2 separate regions of the Homo sapiens genome follow, and region 1 is linked to region 2. Evidence: read pairs that join two places in POLR2A ChIA-PET (ENCODE). Cell type or tissue: PC-9. All regions are shown on one strand. Each heading gives the region's core, and the rest is flanking DNA. Links, peaks and the distances in the headings are about the cores only.

Region 1 (8,328 bases), core at 262-8,261, 820 kb after region 2:
GGGGGACTTTAGGTTTTGCCTAAGAGTTAGCTTATTTGCTTCTTGTGCTAACAGGGCCGTTGCTGCCAGGGCCCTTGGACGTGGGGCCAGCCTTTGGAAACCCCGTCTAGTTGCTTTGAGAGATAGGCCACTGGCCTTGGCCAGGGCCCTACAGTCTGGGTTAAAACTCTAACTGCCATTTTTTCTCTTTCTGACACATAGAGTGTAAAGAGTTTTGTCAGGTCAGATAGCCTCAGGGCTGGGCCCAAAAGGAGTTTTTTTTTAACTCATGTAAAGCTCATTGTAATAGATGTAGTTTTTCTAATCTACATTTTTATTGACTGTCATCTATCAAAATATTGACTTAAATCCTGTAACTATTTGATTTCAAGCTTTAAATTGATCTGGTATTCCTTGCGGGGCTCCAGTTGCATCTAAATAGATGTGAGAGTTGAAAGACCTATAAGGAGCTTCTCTCGCTTTATGATGTCTTATTTTTTTTTTTTCCTCTGGTTGATGAAATGCCAGGGTAAAAGGGATAGCCAAATGGACTAAAGCACAAGTGCCACTCTAGTTATTCAGCAGAGTGCCCAGTAAAGGTCCACCACAATACCACCATACATCCACTCGGGGATGAACAGAGGCTGACTGATTGATAAGCTCTTGAAAATTCTTAAGCTCACTGCATCCCTTCAGGTCTCCAAGGAATGCTAAATCTCCTCCCTGCCATGAGAGACAAGAAGTGAACTTAGTGTTGGGAGACATAAGTTGGATGGCCCTCCGGGGCTGACCCGCAGGGACTTCAGGATATAGCAGAGAGAGCTTGGCATGACTTATCACTCCAGGCTGTAGAATCCTGGAAAAGAGCTACCATGCAGCCCACGCCTGGTCGACTGGAGGACCACCTTAGTGGAAGGGGGACAATCAGGGCCTCTGGCCTGCCACGTGCACAAGCATAACAATTGCTTTTGTTTAACGTGCAGATGGAATATATGATCCATTTCAACCAGGCATTTGCATCTTGGTATGCCGTCTTAATTGCCAAAGTTTGTTTTAAGTCTTTAACTTGTATGGTCCTCTAGTAAAATGAATGTTTCCTTTAGCACCTATTTTTATTAGTTTTTAGACCAAAGAAAGCTAAACATTATTTTATATTTAATAATGTTTCTTGTATGATTTTTATACCAGATAAGTTAAATTTTACCTTTATATTAGTGTGTTGTTAATGTTAAACTTAATTTTAATAAAACCTTGTAGACATATTTATCCAATTTTTTATGTTTGACCAATTTTTTATGCTTGAAGGCGGCATGCTCATTAAGAGTCATCACCACTCCCTAATCTCAAGTACCCAGGGACACAAACACTGCAGAAGGCCTCAGGGACCTCTGCCTAGGAAAGCCAGGTATTGTCCAAGGTTTCTCCCCATGTGATAGTCTGAAATATGGCCTCGTGGGAAGGGAAAGACCTGACCATCCCCCAGCCCGACACCCGTAAAGGTTCTGTGCTGAGGAGAATTAGTAAAAGAGGAAGGAATGCCTCTTTGCAGTTGAGACAAGAGGAAGGCATCTATCTCCTGCGCGTCCCTGGGCAATGGAATGTCTCAGTGTAAAACCCAATTGTATATTCCATCTACTGAGATAGGGGAAAACCGCCTCAGGGGTGGAGGTGGGACATGCGGTGGGCAATACTGCTCTTTAAGGCATTGAGATGTTTATGTGTATGCATATCTAAAGCACAGCACTTAATTCTTTACCTTGTTCATGATGCAGAGAGCTTTGTTCACGTGTTTACCTGCTGACCTTCTCTCCACTATTATCCTATGACCCTGCCACATCCCCCTCTCTGAGAGAGAAACACCCAATAATGATCAATAAATACTAAGGGAACTTAGAGTCCGGCGGGATCCTCCGTATGCTGAACGCTGGTCCCCTGGGCCCCCTTATTTCTTTCTCTATACTTTGTCTCCATGTCTTTTTCTTTTCCAAGTCTCTCGTTCCACCTAACAAGAAACACCCAAAGGTGTGGAGGGGCAACCCACCCCTTCATTTTTTGTTTACAACTTTTGGAGACAATTTTTCAACATGTCTCAACTTTCTGACTTATTACAAACTTTTTTTCTTTAAACAAACAGTTAATTTATTTCAGGACAAGAATTTACCATATAACACTCTTTTTACATAAATTTTGCCTGCCCCCCTTTTTTTTTCTTTTTTTGAAGATAACCATTCCTTATGTCTTTGGACTAGACTGTCCAAGGCCACAAGATTAGAAGTTACCATAATACATGTTACACTGTTAACTTTTAGCAAACGTCACTTTTGTTGAAAACCTTGTAAGTTTGGGATTTCAATTATCCTTTGCTATTAATAAGACCTTGTTTAGTCTAAATTAACTTAGAATTGGTATAGATGGCCTCTTTTTCTCTCTGCTGGTCTTTCCTTGCCTCTGCCAGCCATTTATGCCGCTATTCTTTTTTTTGAGATGGAGTCTTGCTCTGTCGCCCGGGCTAGAGTGCAGTGGTGCGATCTCAGCTCACTGCAAGCTCCGCCTCCTAGGTTCATGCCATTCTCCTGCCTCAGCCTCCCCAGCAGCTGGGACTACAGGTGCCTGCCACCACGCCCAGCTAATTTTTTTTTTTTGTATTTTTAGTAGAGACGGGGTTTCACCGTGTTAGCCAGGATGGTCTCGATCTCCTGACCTTGTGATCCGCCCGCCTCGGCCTCCCAAAGTGCTGGGATTACAGGTTTGAGCCACCGTGCCCGGCCATTATGCTGCTATTCTCTTGACTGCTGTGGGGGGGAAGGGGGTCTAAAACCAGCTGTAACTGTCTATGTACAGAAACTGGTCTGGGTGCCTTGGCTTACAGGTGGCCTTCTGTCATACCTTTGAAACAACGGACCTGTCCAGGCCAACCCACCTCTAATGCTGTCCAGTCTATTTCACACAAAGTTTTAAGTTTTCCTGGTGCCACAGTAACACCGTAATCTCCCTTAAATTCTCTCTTGAAATTCTCTTTTTAACATAGTTCCTAGTGGGGTGGGCTTATTTGCCTGACCCATGCTGCTTTTTTTTTTTGATACAAAATACCATGCTCACATCACACACACTCACCACAAGACAAAGAACAGGTAAAAAGGGCACACATACACTTTTACCGTTTATACCAAACCAAAATCACGAAATTCAAAATCCGAGTACCAAAAAATCCAAGACAAGTCAAAACCAAAACCAAAGTATCCAGCAATTCAAGTCAAGTTAAAACCAGAACAAAAGTGCCAATGCAGACCCGCCATGGGTGATCAGGCCATGCTTCCACTCAGATGGAGTGGGGCAAGTTCCAAAGACTAGTCTTACCAAGTTTCAGATGTCCGGACTCCAAGTGCCAGTTCCTTCCTGGTGTTCAGCCACTGTGTTAATCCTCTGTGGGGGCCTGCTACATGCTGCTCTGGCGACGCGTTCCACTGGGGCAATTGCCTACCCGGGAGCACTCTTTGGATCGCGTCACTCAAGCTGTCTGGAGTCCCCCACAGGGACGCTCCACAGGGCAGGTTTAAGCCGGCCGTCAGTCACCTCGCTTCCCGGTCAGGGAACCAAGAAATGTAGCAGGACAAGCCGCAGACAAAAACCTCTCAGACACCGAGTTGTAGAAGGAAGGGCTTTATTCATCTGGGAGCATCGGCAAGCTACTGCCTTAAAATCCGAACTCCCCGAGTGAGCAATTCCTGTCCCTTTTAAGGGCTCACAACTCTAAGGATTTCACATGAAAGGGTCGTGATTGATTTGAGCAAGCAAGGAGTACGTGACAGGGGCTGCATGCACCGGTGCTCAGAGAGAAACAGAACAGGGCAGGGAGTTTCACAGTGTTCTTCTATACAATGTCTGGAATCTATGAATAACATCGGTTTTTAAGTTATGAGTTGATTTTTAACTACTGGGTTTAGGTCAGGCAGGCCAGGGCCTGGTTTCGGGCCTGGCGCCGGGCTGCCTGTCTTTGGTTTTACTTCCTTGTTTTTTTTTTTTTTTCTTAAAACAGGTACTGAGTATAAAACAATATAAAACCATATGAGAAGTTCTCTCTCTTCCCTCAAACTCTTATAAGACTTAAAGTTGTGGCCGGGCACGGTGGCTCATGCCTGTAATCCCAGCACTTTGGGAGGCCGAGACGGGCGGATCACGAGGTCAGGAGATTGAGACTATCCCGGCTAACACAGTGAAACCCCGTCTCTACTAAAAATACAAAAAATTAGCTGGGCGTGTTGGCGGGCGCCTGTAGTCCCAGCTACTCGGGAGGCTGAGGCAGGAGAATGGCGTGAACCCGGGAGGCGGAGCTTGCAGTGAGCTGAGATCGCGCCACTGCACTCCAGCCTGGGGGACAGAGCGAGACTCCGTCTCAAAAAAAAAAAAAGTTGTTATTTCACAAACACAAAACTAAATAATATTACAAGGCTGAGTATGTGCAGTATTAAACTATATTTGTTATTCTCACCTGGTTTTTACCTTTCCTAAGACTTTTAAATAGCGATTCTATTATTACTAATTTTTGGCCCTTGCTTGTTTAACCTCCTAGTAACATTTGTGTCTTCTAGACTACAATAATTCCACATGAAAACAATGCTGGCACAAGACTTCTAACCCATCCCATCTTCTGACTTAGAAAATAAAAACAAGCAGCTATTAGACCCATCAGATTAGGTATCCAGAGATTGTCACTCCTCCAATGCTAGGCAGGGCCTATGACCATAAAATTAGCAGAAAACAGCTACAGAAGATGGCCCTCTTCCCTTCTGCAGCCCATTTAAGGTCTTTTTAAAGAGAGAGTCTCACTCTGTCCCCCAGGCTGGAGCGCAGTGGTGCTATCTTGGCCCACTGCAACCTCCTCCCGAGTTCAAATGATTCTCCTGCCTCAGCCTCCTGAGTAGCCTGGACCACAGGCCTGTGCCCCACGCCCAGCTAATTTTTGTATTTTTAATACAGATGGGGTTTCATTATGATGGCCAGGCTGGTCTCGAACCCCCGGCCTCAAGTGATCTACCTGCTTTGGCCTCCCAAAGTGCTGGGATTACAGGCCTAAGCCACCACACCTGGCCGCCCCTTTAAGATTAAGGAGGAGTATCTAATCTCTGAGGGGGAATGAAGTAGGGGACTGGCAGGAATTATTTCCAGCTCCCAAGGTGCCGCTTAGATAAAATGAAGAAACCGGCAGGAACCAGCAGATGGCAACAAAAACCATCCCTAGCTACCCTCACTGGTCATTAGCATAAGATACTTCCTCTGGGGCATATTTACAGATGCTATGGCAATGACCAGGAAGTTACTGCCCCTTTCCTAGAAAGTTAGGAATAACCTGCCCCTCAATTTGCATTAGCCTGCTTCTTAATTTGCATCTAATTAAAAGTGGGTGTAAGTGGCTATAAATACAGTTGCTAACAGGACAAGAGCGGCTCTGGGCACACTGCCTATGAGTTGTCTCTACTCTACAAGGAGTAGCTCCAGTTCAATAAAAATTGCTGTTTGACCACTCATGGTGGCTGATGCCTCCAATAACAGCACTTGGGGAGGCTGAGGCAGGAAGATTGCTTGAGCTCAGGAGCTTGAGACCAGCCTGGGCAACATAATGAGATCTTGTCTCTACAAAAAATACAAAAATTAGCTGGTCATGGTGGTGGGCACCTGTGGTCCCAGCTACTTGGGTAGCTGAGGTGGGAAGCTTGTTTGAGCCCAGTAGGTTGAGACTGCAGTGAATTGGGATTGCACCACTGCACTCTAGCCTGGGTGGCAGAGTGAGACCCTGACTCAAAAAAAAATTGCTGTTTAACACCACCGGCTCACCCTTAAATTCTTTCCTGGGCAAAGCCAAGATCCTTCCCAGACTAAGCCCCAGTTTTGGGGCTCGCCTGCCTGTCTGCATCTAAACCACAGCCCTGCACAAAAACCATCACAACCTTACACAAAATACTACTGTGAAAACATCTGCCCAGTAACTGCCTGTCCAACCTTGGACTGATGCTTGTTATTGACTAACCCTTGTTACTAATTCTTGTAGCAAGGGATAATTGTTCCAAAACAACTTACTATGTGTAACGATTCTCACTTTTCCTTTAACCCCCGCCCCCCCTGCTTTTTTTTTCAGGTCAGGCATAGTGGTTCATGCCTGTAATCCCAACTCTTTGAGTGGCCAAGGCAGGCGGTCCCTTGAGCCCAGGAGTTTGAGACCAGCCTGGGTAAAATGGTGAAACCTCATCTCTACAAAAAATATGAAAATTAGCCAGGTGTGGTGGCTTGTGCCAGTAGTAGTCCCAGCTACTTGGGAGGCTGAGGCAGGAGGATTGATTGAGCCTGGGAGGTTGAGGCTGCAGTGAGCCATGACTGTGCAACTGCGCTCCAGCCTGGGCAACACAATGAGACCCTGTCTCAAAAAAAATTAAAAAACAAAAAACAACTCTTGTTTTCCTTTACCTCCTCATATGCCCGTAGGTTAATATGGTACCATATTCCACATTGCAATGCTTACTCCTGAATTAATTGATTATATTTGGATAATCTCTTTTATTTAGTTTGACAACAGAACTAAGGTAGAAAGAAATCAACTATAAATATAAGAGTGGAAATCAATTACATATAAAAGAAACGGAGGAAAACAACAAAACCGAAAGCTAGTCCTTTGAAAAGTTCAATAAAATATATAAACATCTCATTAGCCTGATAAGGTACAAAAGAGGGAAGACACAAATTGCCAATATCAGTAATAGGGGACATCACTAAGGATCCTATAAACCAAAGGTCAGCAAGCTTTTTCTGTAAAGATTCAGGGAGCATGTTTGGCTTTGTGGGCCACACATGATCTGTGGAGCAACTACTTAACTCTATTGCAGTGGTAAAGGAGCCATAAAAATTATGTATTTATATTTCAAAAACAGGCTGCAGGATGAATTTGGCTTGTGGCTGTAGTTTGCCGCCCCATACTATAGACATTAAAAGGATAATAATGGAATATTCTGAAACACTTTATATGAAGACAATCAATACCTTAGATGAAATGGACACATTCTTTAAAAGACTAAAATTGTTGGGGCTGGGCTTGGTGGCTCATGCCTGTAATTCCAGCACTTTGGGAGGCTGAGGCAGGGGGATCACCTGAGGTTGAAAGTTAGAGACCAGCCTGGGCAATATGGTGAAACCCCGTCTCTACTAAAAATACAAAAATTAGCCGGGTATGGTGGTGCGTACCTGTAATCCCAGCTACTCAGGAGGCTGAGGCACAAGAATCTCGAACCTGGGAGGTGTAGGTTGCAGTGAGCTGAGATTGCACCACTGCACTCCAGCCTGGGTGACAGAGTAAGACTCTGTCTCAAAAAAAGAAAAAAAAAAGATTCAAATTGTCAAAACCAATGCAAGAAGAATTAGAAAGTTCAAATAGCTCTATATTAGGGTTTCTCAACCTCAGCACTGTTGATATTTAGGTTGGATAATTGTTGTGGGGAAGGGCTGTCCTGTGTATTGCAGGGTACTGAGCAGTATCCCTGGCCTCTACTGACTAGATGCCAGAATGACCACCCAGTTGTAACAACCCCAAATGTCTCCAGATGTTACCACATGTCCCCCAAGGGAGGGATAAAATCACCACTGCCCTATATCATTAAAGCAATTGAGCCAGGCACGGTGGCTCATGCCTGTAATCCCAGCACTTTGGGAGGCTGGGGCAGGCAGATCACCTGAGGTCAGGAGTTTGAGACCAGCCTGACCAATATGGAGAAAACCTCGTCTCTACTCAAAATACAAAATTAGCCGGATGTGGTGGCACATGCCCGTAATCCCAGCTGCTCGGGAGGCTGAGGCAGGAGAATTGCTTGAACCTGGGAGGCGGAGGTTGTGATGAGCCAAGATGTGCCATTGCACTCCAGCCTGGGCAACAAGAAGGAAACTCCGTCACAAAAAAAAAAAAAAAAAAAAGGCCAGGCGCAGTGGCTCATGCCTGTAATCCCAGCACTTTGGGAGGCCGAGGCAGGCGGATCACCTGAGGTCAGGAGATCAACACCATCCTGGCTAACATGGTGAAACCCTGTCTCTACTAAAAAATATAAAAAATTAGCCAGGCGTGGTGGTGGGCACCTGTAGTCCCAGCTACTTGGGAGGCTGAGGCAGGAGAATGGTGTGAACCCAGGAGGTGGAGCTTGCAGCGAGCCGAGATGGCACCACTGCACTCCAGCCTGGGCGACAGAGCGAGACTCCTCAAAAAAAGAAAAAAAAAAAAGAAATTGAGAAGTTGGTTAATAGGTACAAAAATATGGTTAGAGAGAAGGAATAAATTCTAGTATTTGATAGTAAAGTAGGGAAATTATAATTATA
Region 2 (8,300 bases), core at 1-8,000:
TTTGCCATCCGAGGGGTAGTGCTGCTGCCAGGGATAGAGGTGCCAGATCTGCCACCCAGAAAACCTCATGACTGTGTACCTACAAGAGCTGACCGTATCGCCCTACTCGAAGGCTTCAATTTCCACTGGCGTGATTGGACTTACCGGGATGCTGTGACACCCCAGGAGCGCTACTCAGAAGAGCAGAAGGCCTACTTCTCCACTCCACCTGCCCAACGATTGGCCCTATTGGGCTTGGCTCAGCCCTCAGAGAAGCCTAGTTCTCCCTCCCCGGACCTTCCCTTTACCACACCCGCCCCCAAGAAGCCTGGGAATCCCAGCAGAGCCCGGAGCTGGCTCAGCCCCAGGGTCTCACCACCTGCATCCCCTGGCCCTTGATTTTCTCCCATGTGGACCCTGATTTATGGTGGTACTTGCTAGGACTTAATTGGCTTTGGCAAAGCAAAAGGTTTTGAGTACAAGATTACTATTTTTGATAATATAGTAGAGATCTTCCATGAAGATAACAAGGCTCAAGGAAGTTAGGTTTGGCCAAGATAAAGGCCAGGGAACCAGAATTCCCATCTGCCTTCAAATGAGTTTTTTTTTTTTTTTTAGACAGAGTCTTACTCTGTCACCTAGGCTGGAGTGCAGTGGCACAGTCTCTACTCACTGCAACCTCTGCCTCCTGGGTTCAAGCAATTATCTGCCTCAGCCTCCTGAGTAGCTGGGATGACAGGTGCCTGCCACTACACCTGGCTAATTTTTTGTATTTTTAGTAGAGATGGGGTTTCATCATATTGGCCAGGCTGGTCTTTAACTCCTGACCTCGTGATCCACCCATCTTGGCCTCCCAAAGTCCTGGGATTACAGGAATGAGCCACCGCACCCAGCCAAGACTCTATCTGTTCCCATTTCTAAGCAGTTCCCCAAGATGTTGTTACAGGGCCTAAGGGGCAAATATCCTCTAAAGAGTACCTACCAGCAGGGTGTGGTGGCTCCCGCCTGTAATCCCAGCACTCTGGGAGGCCGAGGCAGGTGGATCATGAGGTCGAGTTTGAGACCAGCCTGGCCAATACAGTGAAACCCCGTCTCTACTAAAAATGCAAAGTTAGCCGGGCATGGTAGCGCAGGCCTGTAGTCCCAGCTACTCAGGAGGCTGAGGCAGTAGAATCATTTGAACCAGGGAGGCAGAGATTGCAGTGAGCCGAGATTGCATGGCTGCACTCTAGCCTGGGTGACAGTGTGAGACTCTGTCTCAAAAAAAAAAAAAAAAGTACCTACCTCAGGTAGGGACTGAATAAACACGTGTAAGGCACTTTGGAAAAATACCTGGCATATATAGTAAGCAGTATGTTGGCCATTACCAAAGGCCCTGGGAATTCTGTACTGCTGCTCATGGGTGTAGTCGGTTCTAGAGGGGTGGGCAGGTGGGAGTAGCTGAGGAAGACAAGTGGCTGGAATGGTATCACATGATACACAGAAGTATCCTCAGTTCTGAATCTACCTTGGCCTCAAGGGCCCAGGAGAATAACTTTTCCCAGCTGACAGCCTCTCTGAGGACAATGACATATGAATGAGGATCAAAACGAGCTTTGGCCAGGCACTGTGGCGCTCACCTGTAATCCCACCATTTTGGGAGGCTGAGGCGGAGGACCGCCTGAGGCAAGGAATTCAGAACCACTCTGGGCAACATAATGACACTAAAAAAGACTATCTCTAATCAAGGCTAGAACCAAGGGAAGGCTAAGAATTGCCCAGTACTGTGCAACTACGAAAGCCCTACCCAAGGCCACCAGCCTTGTCTTCCTCTTTCCTCTGTCAGTTCAAAAAGAACAGAAACCTCCAGCTCTTTTACATAGCAGGTACCAGGCATTTATCAGAAGAGGCCAAGCTTCTGGTTCCCATGCAGCCCTTTGAATAGTGTGTCTAAACAAAAATAGGTGTCCAAGTAGTCACACTGAGACTTTAACTGGTAACCCAGCCTGTGGCGTCAGTCGCAGTGCTCTGGCCAACACTATAGCAGGGCTTATTCTTCTCCCTCATGTGTAGTGAAACAAAATGTAACACCTTGGGTTCATTCAGTTCCATTCCCTATATCTACCTGTGTCAATATAATTCCCTGATTTGGAGGCAGCTCTCCTCATTTTCCCCAAAACAGGGAAAGCAAGGAGTAAATTCCTCTTAAAATCAAAAGCTAATAATATGCTTCCTAAAATAAAGACTCATCAAGGTCTCAGTTCAAGTTTAATACAAACTACAAAAGATTAATGGGTTGCTCTACTAATACATCATACAAACCAGTAGCCTGCCCACAACGCCAACTCAGGCCATTCCTACCAAAGGAAGAAAGGCTGGTCTCTCCACCCCCTGTAGGAAAGGCCTGCCTTGTAAGACACCACAATTCGGCTGAATCTGAAGTCTTGTGTTTTACTAATGGAAAAAAAAAATACAGAAGAGGTTTTGTTCTCATGGCTGCCCACCGCAGCCTGGCACTAAAACAGCCCAGCGCTCACTTCTGCTTGGAGAAATATTCTTTGCTCTTTTGGACATCAGGCTTGATGGTATCACTGCCAGGTTTCCAGCCAGCTGGGCACACTGCAAGAGAAAGGCACCACTAATTAATAACCTTCTCAATGGTATGCACCACCATTCTCCTATGGACAAAACCAGTTCTGCACCTGAACACTCAGATACCAGGAAACCTACCCCTGCAATCAGTCTTAGATCATTCACCCTTTTAGTATGAGCTAACCATTTTACAAACATATAATCATCACCACAGCCTTAAGATACTATCATGCCTAATTTATTCATGTAGCACTTGAAATTTAAATTTTCCACAAAAAAAGGCAAAGTTTAAATAATTTGCCAACACTCTCTAATCCTTAAGGGGAAAAAAAAGCTAAATAAACGACACACATAGGACTATGTAAACCCTTAACACTAAACTGTTTCTGACAGCCCTTCAGAGCTCTGAAGACAGCAAACTCAGTCTGCCTTCTCAGCATTCTTCTAACTCTACCAAACTGGATAGCCTGAACCTTATAAAGGATCAAGAACTTAACAGAAGCCCCCGCTTGTTTCATTAAGTAACTGCCATCTACCCCTTGGTAAGCAAAAGGCAGAGTTTGAAATTTTTCATAGATTTATACAGAAAGCACAGCCTTCAACCTTTTCCTGACAATGCCTAAGAATGTGCCTCAGGCTAGCCTGAAGAAAATGAGGCAAGGGGACTAATCTCTTATTTTTCTTTTTTTTTTTTTTTTTTTTTTTTTTTGAGATGGAGTCTCCCTCTGTTGCCCAGGCTGGAGTACGGTGGCGCAATCTCCACCTCCGTCTCACTGCAACCTCGGTCTCCCGGGTTCAAGCGATTCTCCTGCATCAGCCTCCCAAATAGCTAGGATTACAGGCGCCCACCACCACACCTGGCTAATTTTTGAGACAGTCTCACATTGTCGCCCAGGCTGGAGTGCAGTGGCGCGATCTCAGCTCACTGCAAGCTCCACCTCCGGGGTTCATGCCATTCTCCTGCCTCAGCCTCCCGAGTAGCTGGGACTATACAAAAATAGTGGGGCGTGGTGGTGGACCCCTGTAGTCCTAGCTACTCAGGAGGCTGAGGCAAGAGAATCACTTGAACCCAGGAGGTGGAGGCTGCAGTGAGCTGAGATCACACCACTGCACTCCAGTCTGGGCGACAAAACAAGACTCTGTCTCAAAAAAAAAAAGTGTTTGGCATTCATTGGCTCTTAAATGGTACCTATTTAAGAGGCTGTACATGTTCCAGTGGGATGGGAAGCAGCAGAGACCAACAGAGTCTGAAGAAGCAAGCTTCTGAGTTATGAAAGCCTGGGTTCAGGAGACTAACCTATATGTAGGTTCCTAGGAAAGTCCAGTTAAAGGGCCTACTTTGCCACTGCTGCCTCCTTCTTAATGCTGAACCTCATCTCCCACAAGGGGGCAGTCTCAGCAGGTGTCAGCTGAGCCATGTGTCATCTGTCCAGGCTAACTGCCCACACATCCTTCTGCAAAGGGTACCTCTTGGTTATCAGTGCTCACTGATCCCTATATAATCAGACTCTAATCCCTGTAAAAAGATTACTTGGTGCTAGCCAAGCTAGCACCTTTGGGTCTTCCCAAACATACACCACTAATCCAGACTCTAATAACTTCATTTCCTTTAAATTACAAGATCAGAGCTGAAATAGGCCTTAGAAAGCTAGTCTGGGCTGGGCGCAATGGCTCAGGGGAGGCGGAGGTTGCAGTGAGCCAAGACTGCGCCACTGCACTCCAGCCTGGGCAACAGAGCAAGACTCCATCTTGCAAAAAATAAATAAATAAATAAAAATATGAACTATATGGATTAACCTCTTCTCTCAATAAAGTTATTTAAAAAATGGCATGCTTTATCTCTAGAGGTGATTCCCAACCATTTTGTTTTGCCCTAATACATCTGTGAGATCATCCTACATTCAGTAAGTTAGATCTTTGGGAGTGACTGATTCTAAATGAGCAGGACAGAAGAGAGGAGTATGTATACTTTGAATAAAAAGCCTTTATATTCTCCTTCCCAAGCTTTTCCATTACCCTCACCCTCACAACACACTGTAATCCAGGGGCTTCAATTTATGAAGAGAGATACCCATTTTCTTATTTGGTAGCTTCTGTTCCTACTATCTTTCCCATTCTACCACTGTGGGGAAAAGAGAGATCAGATTGTTACTGTCTCTGTGTAGAAAGAAGTAGACAGAGGAGACTCCATTTTGTTCTGTACTAAGAAAAATTCTTCTGCCTTGAGATGCTGTTAATCTGTAACCTTATCCCCAACCCTGTGCTCCCTGAAACATGTGCTGTGTCAACTCAGGGTTAAATGGATTAAGGGCTGTGCAAGATATGCTTTGTTAAAACAAATGCTTGAAGGCAGCATGCTCGTTTTAAGAGTCATCACCACTCCCTAATCTCAAGTATCCGGGGACACAAACACTGCGGAAGGCCACAGGGACCTCTGCCTAGGAAACCCAGGTATTGTCCAAGGTTTCTCCCCATGTGATAGTCTGAAATATGGCCTCGTGGGAAGGGAAAGACCTGACCGGGGTCCCCCAGCCTGACACCCTGTGCTAAGGAGGATTAGTAAAAGAGGAAGGAACGCCTCTTTGCAGTTGAGACAAGAGGAAGGCATCTGTCTCCAGCCAGTCCCTGGGCAATGGAATGTCTCAGTGTAAAACCCAATTGTATGTTCCATCTACTGAGACAGGGGAAAACCGCCTCAGGGGTGGAGGTGGGACATGCGGGCAGCAATACTGCTCTTTAAGGCATTGAGATGTTTATGTGTATGCACATCTAAAGCACAGCACTTAATTCTTTACCTTGTTCATGATGCAGAGACCTTTGTTCACGTGTTTATCTGCTGACCTTCTCTCCACTATTATCCTATGACCCTGCCACATCCCCCTCTCCGAGAAACACCCAAGAATGATCAATAAATACTAAGGGAACTCAGAGGCCGGCGGGATCCTCTGTATGCTGAACACTGGTCCCCTGGGCCCCCTTATTTCTTTCTCTATACTTTGTCTACGTGTCTTTTTCCAAGTCTCTCATTCCACCTAACGAGAAACACCCACAGGTGTGAAGGGGCAACCCACCCCTTCATACCACCACTCTGTTGTCCTGTTATCAGACAGATGGCTTACCTTCCCCATGTTTGTCAGTGAACTGGAAGGCCTGAACTAGTCTCAAAGTCTCATCCACAGAGCGGCCAACAGGGAGGTCATTTACAGTGATCTGCCGAAGAATACCCTTATCATCAATGATAAAAAGGCCCCTGGGAAAAGAGATGAAAGGAAAAGCAATACAGGTTTAGAGATGTGCTTTGTTAGAATACAGAGGCTTGAAGCCTGAAGGAAATGGACTGGTCTCCACACTCCTACTGGCCTGGCCTTAGTGAGGAGGCCCCTGCATAAAGGAATGAAATGACAAGGAGTCTCTACAGATCAGGGCTCTAGATCTCTCCAAATAAAAGGCTTTCAGCCAACTGGATACTTGTCCTGATGACATACCTGAACGAGATGCCTTCATCAGCCTTTAAGACCCCATAATCCTGAGCAATGGTGCGCTTCGGGTCTGATACCAAAGGAATGTTCATGGGTCCCAGTCCTCCTTGTTTCTTAGGTGTATTGACCCTATGGCAAAAGGCAAACATACAGTTACATTCAAACTCTTGACTTGACTGTACGCATTCCTCTTTCCCCTTTCCCATATTCCTAATCTAACTTTCCAAAAAGACTGTTTTTTTTCCGTTTTCCAGCAATAAAGTGAATGCTGAGAACAGTTAAGGTAGGTCACTAGGGTACACTCAACTGCAATTGAAGCTGCTTCTTCTCTGCTGCCAGGTCATGAGAGCAATAAGAGAAAGTCAGACTTTGCACTCCCTTCAATGAGAAGGCAATACTTGAAAGTCTATTGCCAAAGCTTCCCAGTTGCTGTTTTAAAAGTTCACATGCCAGCCAGGTGCAGTGGCTCACACCTGTAATCCCAGCACTTTGGGAGGCTGAGGTGGGCAGATCACGAGGTCAGGAGATCAAGAACATCCTGACTAACACGGTGAAACACCGTCTCTACTGAAAATACAAAAAATTAGCCAGGTATGGTGGCAGGCGCCTGTAGTCCCAGCTACTCAGGAGGCTGAGGCAGGAGAATGGCGTGAAACTGGGAGGCAGAGCTTGAAGTGAGCGGAGATCACACCACTGCACTCCAGCCTGGGCGACAAAGCAAGACTCCATCTCAAAAAAAAAAAAAAAAAAAAAAAAGTTCACATGCCAAATAGACCAAGAGATTTACCATGCTAGATGACAGAAGTGAGAATCCACAGAAGCACCAATCACTTGGCAGTTGAGTTTCTTAAATTCTTCTGCCCTATCACTGAAAGCAATGATCTCCGTGGGGCACACAAAGGTGAAGTCAAGAGGGTAAAAGAAGAACACAACATATTTTCCTGGGGGGAAAATCGGAGTCATGGTTAGCATTTGACACAGACTTCCTTGCTTTATATTTTCCTATACAAAAAGAAGCAAGTTGATGGCTGACACAATAACCACTAACTGCCAAGATGCTCAATACAGATGTCTCCTAGAAGCTACTTTTAGAACCTGGTGCATTAGGAATACCTGAATGAAAAAAACTTCCAATCCCATACTTTATTCTCCTGCCTCCATGTCATAGCTACCAATACAGAGTAAACACTGTTCAGTCTAATTTTGATCTTTTCTGAGTGGCTAAAATTAACATAAACACCAAGTTCTCCAAAGATAGCAAAAGCAAGGATGCACTTATAAGCATGGCCTAATGCCAATGCTTAACAATACCCAGAGAAAGCTGAATTGCAGTACTCCTCTGCTGTAGAGATAAGACACCAATAAGAAGTCACAGCCTTTGCACTTCTCCCGTGATGAACCATAGTAATGGAACAAGCATGGTTTAAGTGATCACATGTGTTCCTAACGTGCCTGACAGGACAGGAAAAATTTTAAGCCAGGCACAGTGGTGCGTGTCTGTAGTCCCAGCTACTTGGGAGGCTGAGGTGGGAGGATCCCTTGACCCCAGGAGTTTGAGGCCAGCCTGGGCAACACAGCAAGACTGTCTCAAAACAACAGAAATATATATATACATATACACAGAGAGAGAGAGAGAAAGAGGGAGACAGAGAGAGACAGAAAAGACAAAAGTACTAGTGAGTAACAGAACTTCTAGCTGCAATTTTAATGAAGTCACTGGGATTAACCACTGAAATAACAGATCTTCAAACTGGCCAGGCAGCCTTCTCGCCACACCCACCAGGCTTAAATACTAGAACAATTCCAAATATTCACTCATTTCCAGGTAGCAGCAATGTTTGAAAAGTCAAACAGGCTGGGTGTGGTGGCATGGTGGCTGACGTCTGTAATCCCAGCAGTTTGGGAGGCAGTTTGGGAGGCCGAGGCGGGTGGATCACCTGAGGTCAGGAGTTCAAGACCAGGCTGACCAACATGGTAAAACATGTCTCTACTAAAAATACAAAAATTAGCTGGGTGTGACAGCGGGGGCCTGAAATCTCAGCTACTGGGGAGGCTGAGCCAGGAGAATCACTTGAACCGGGGAGATGGAGGTCGCAGTGACCTGAGATCATGCCACTGCACTACAGCCTGTGCGACAAGATCAAAATTCCACCTCAAAAAAAAAAAAAAAAAGCCAAACAAGCAGCCCTTTTTGACATTTACCACTTTGCAGTATCACTGGAAACTAACTCATCTAAACAACCCTTCCAGCTTTGCCTAACAAGCACTTTG

Evidence for each region. Peaks named below come from ENCODE experiments on the same cell type or tissue, not always from the same donor. Only the 100,000 strongest peaks of a DNase experiment are listed, where the experiment ranks them.
Region 1: POLR2A ChIA-PET joins it to region 2 with 10 read pairs; 4 of 35 experiments call an interaction of 5 or more read pairs at or near these places.

Annotation. Positions count from the first base shown.
Region 1 is chr1:46,328,489-46,336,816 of GRCh38, forward strand. No RefSeq gene overlaps it. Among named protein-coding and RNA genes, the nearest start is that of NSUN4, 8.2 kb to the right of the region's middle. RefSeq lists enhancers at 269-997, 998-1,727, 1,728-2,456, 3,187-3,916 and a silencer at 5,452-5,501. In PC-9, for the core only: CTCF peaks have their summits at 5,196 (motif pointing right) and 5,395; a DNase peak (open chromatin) is centred at 5,243.
Region 2 is chr1:45,508,838-45,517,137 of GRCh38, forward strand. MMACHC (metabolism of cobalamin associated C) reads left to right here. Exons shown (of 4, transcript NM_015506.3): 4 at 1-4,545. The coding sequence ends at 378. PRDX1 (peroxiredoxin 1) reads right to left here. Exons shown (of 6, transcript NM_181697.3): 3 at 6,817-6,970; 4 at 6,036-6,158; 5 at 5,670-5,800; 6 at 2,214-2,577. The coding sequence ends at 2,492. Among named protein-coding and RNA genes, the nearest start is that of PRDX1, 8.9 kb to the right of the region's middle. RefSeq lists an enhancer at 128-217. In PC-9, for the core only: CTCF peaks have their summits at 3,910 (motif pointing right) and 4,110; DNase peaks (open chromatin) are centred at 3,944 and 7,814; H3K27ac peaks cover 2,863 bases.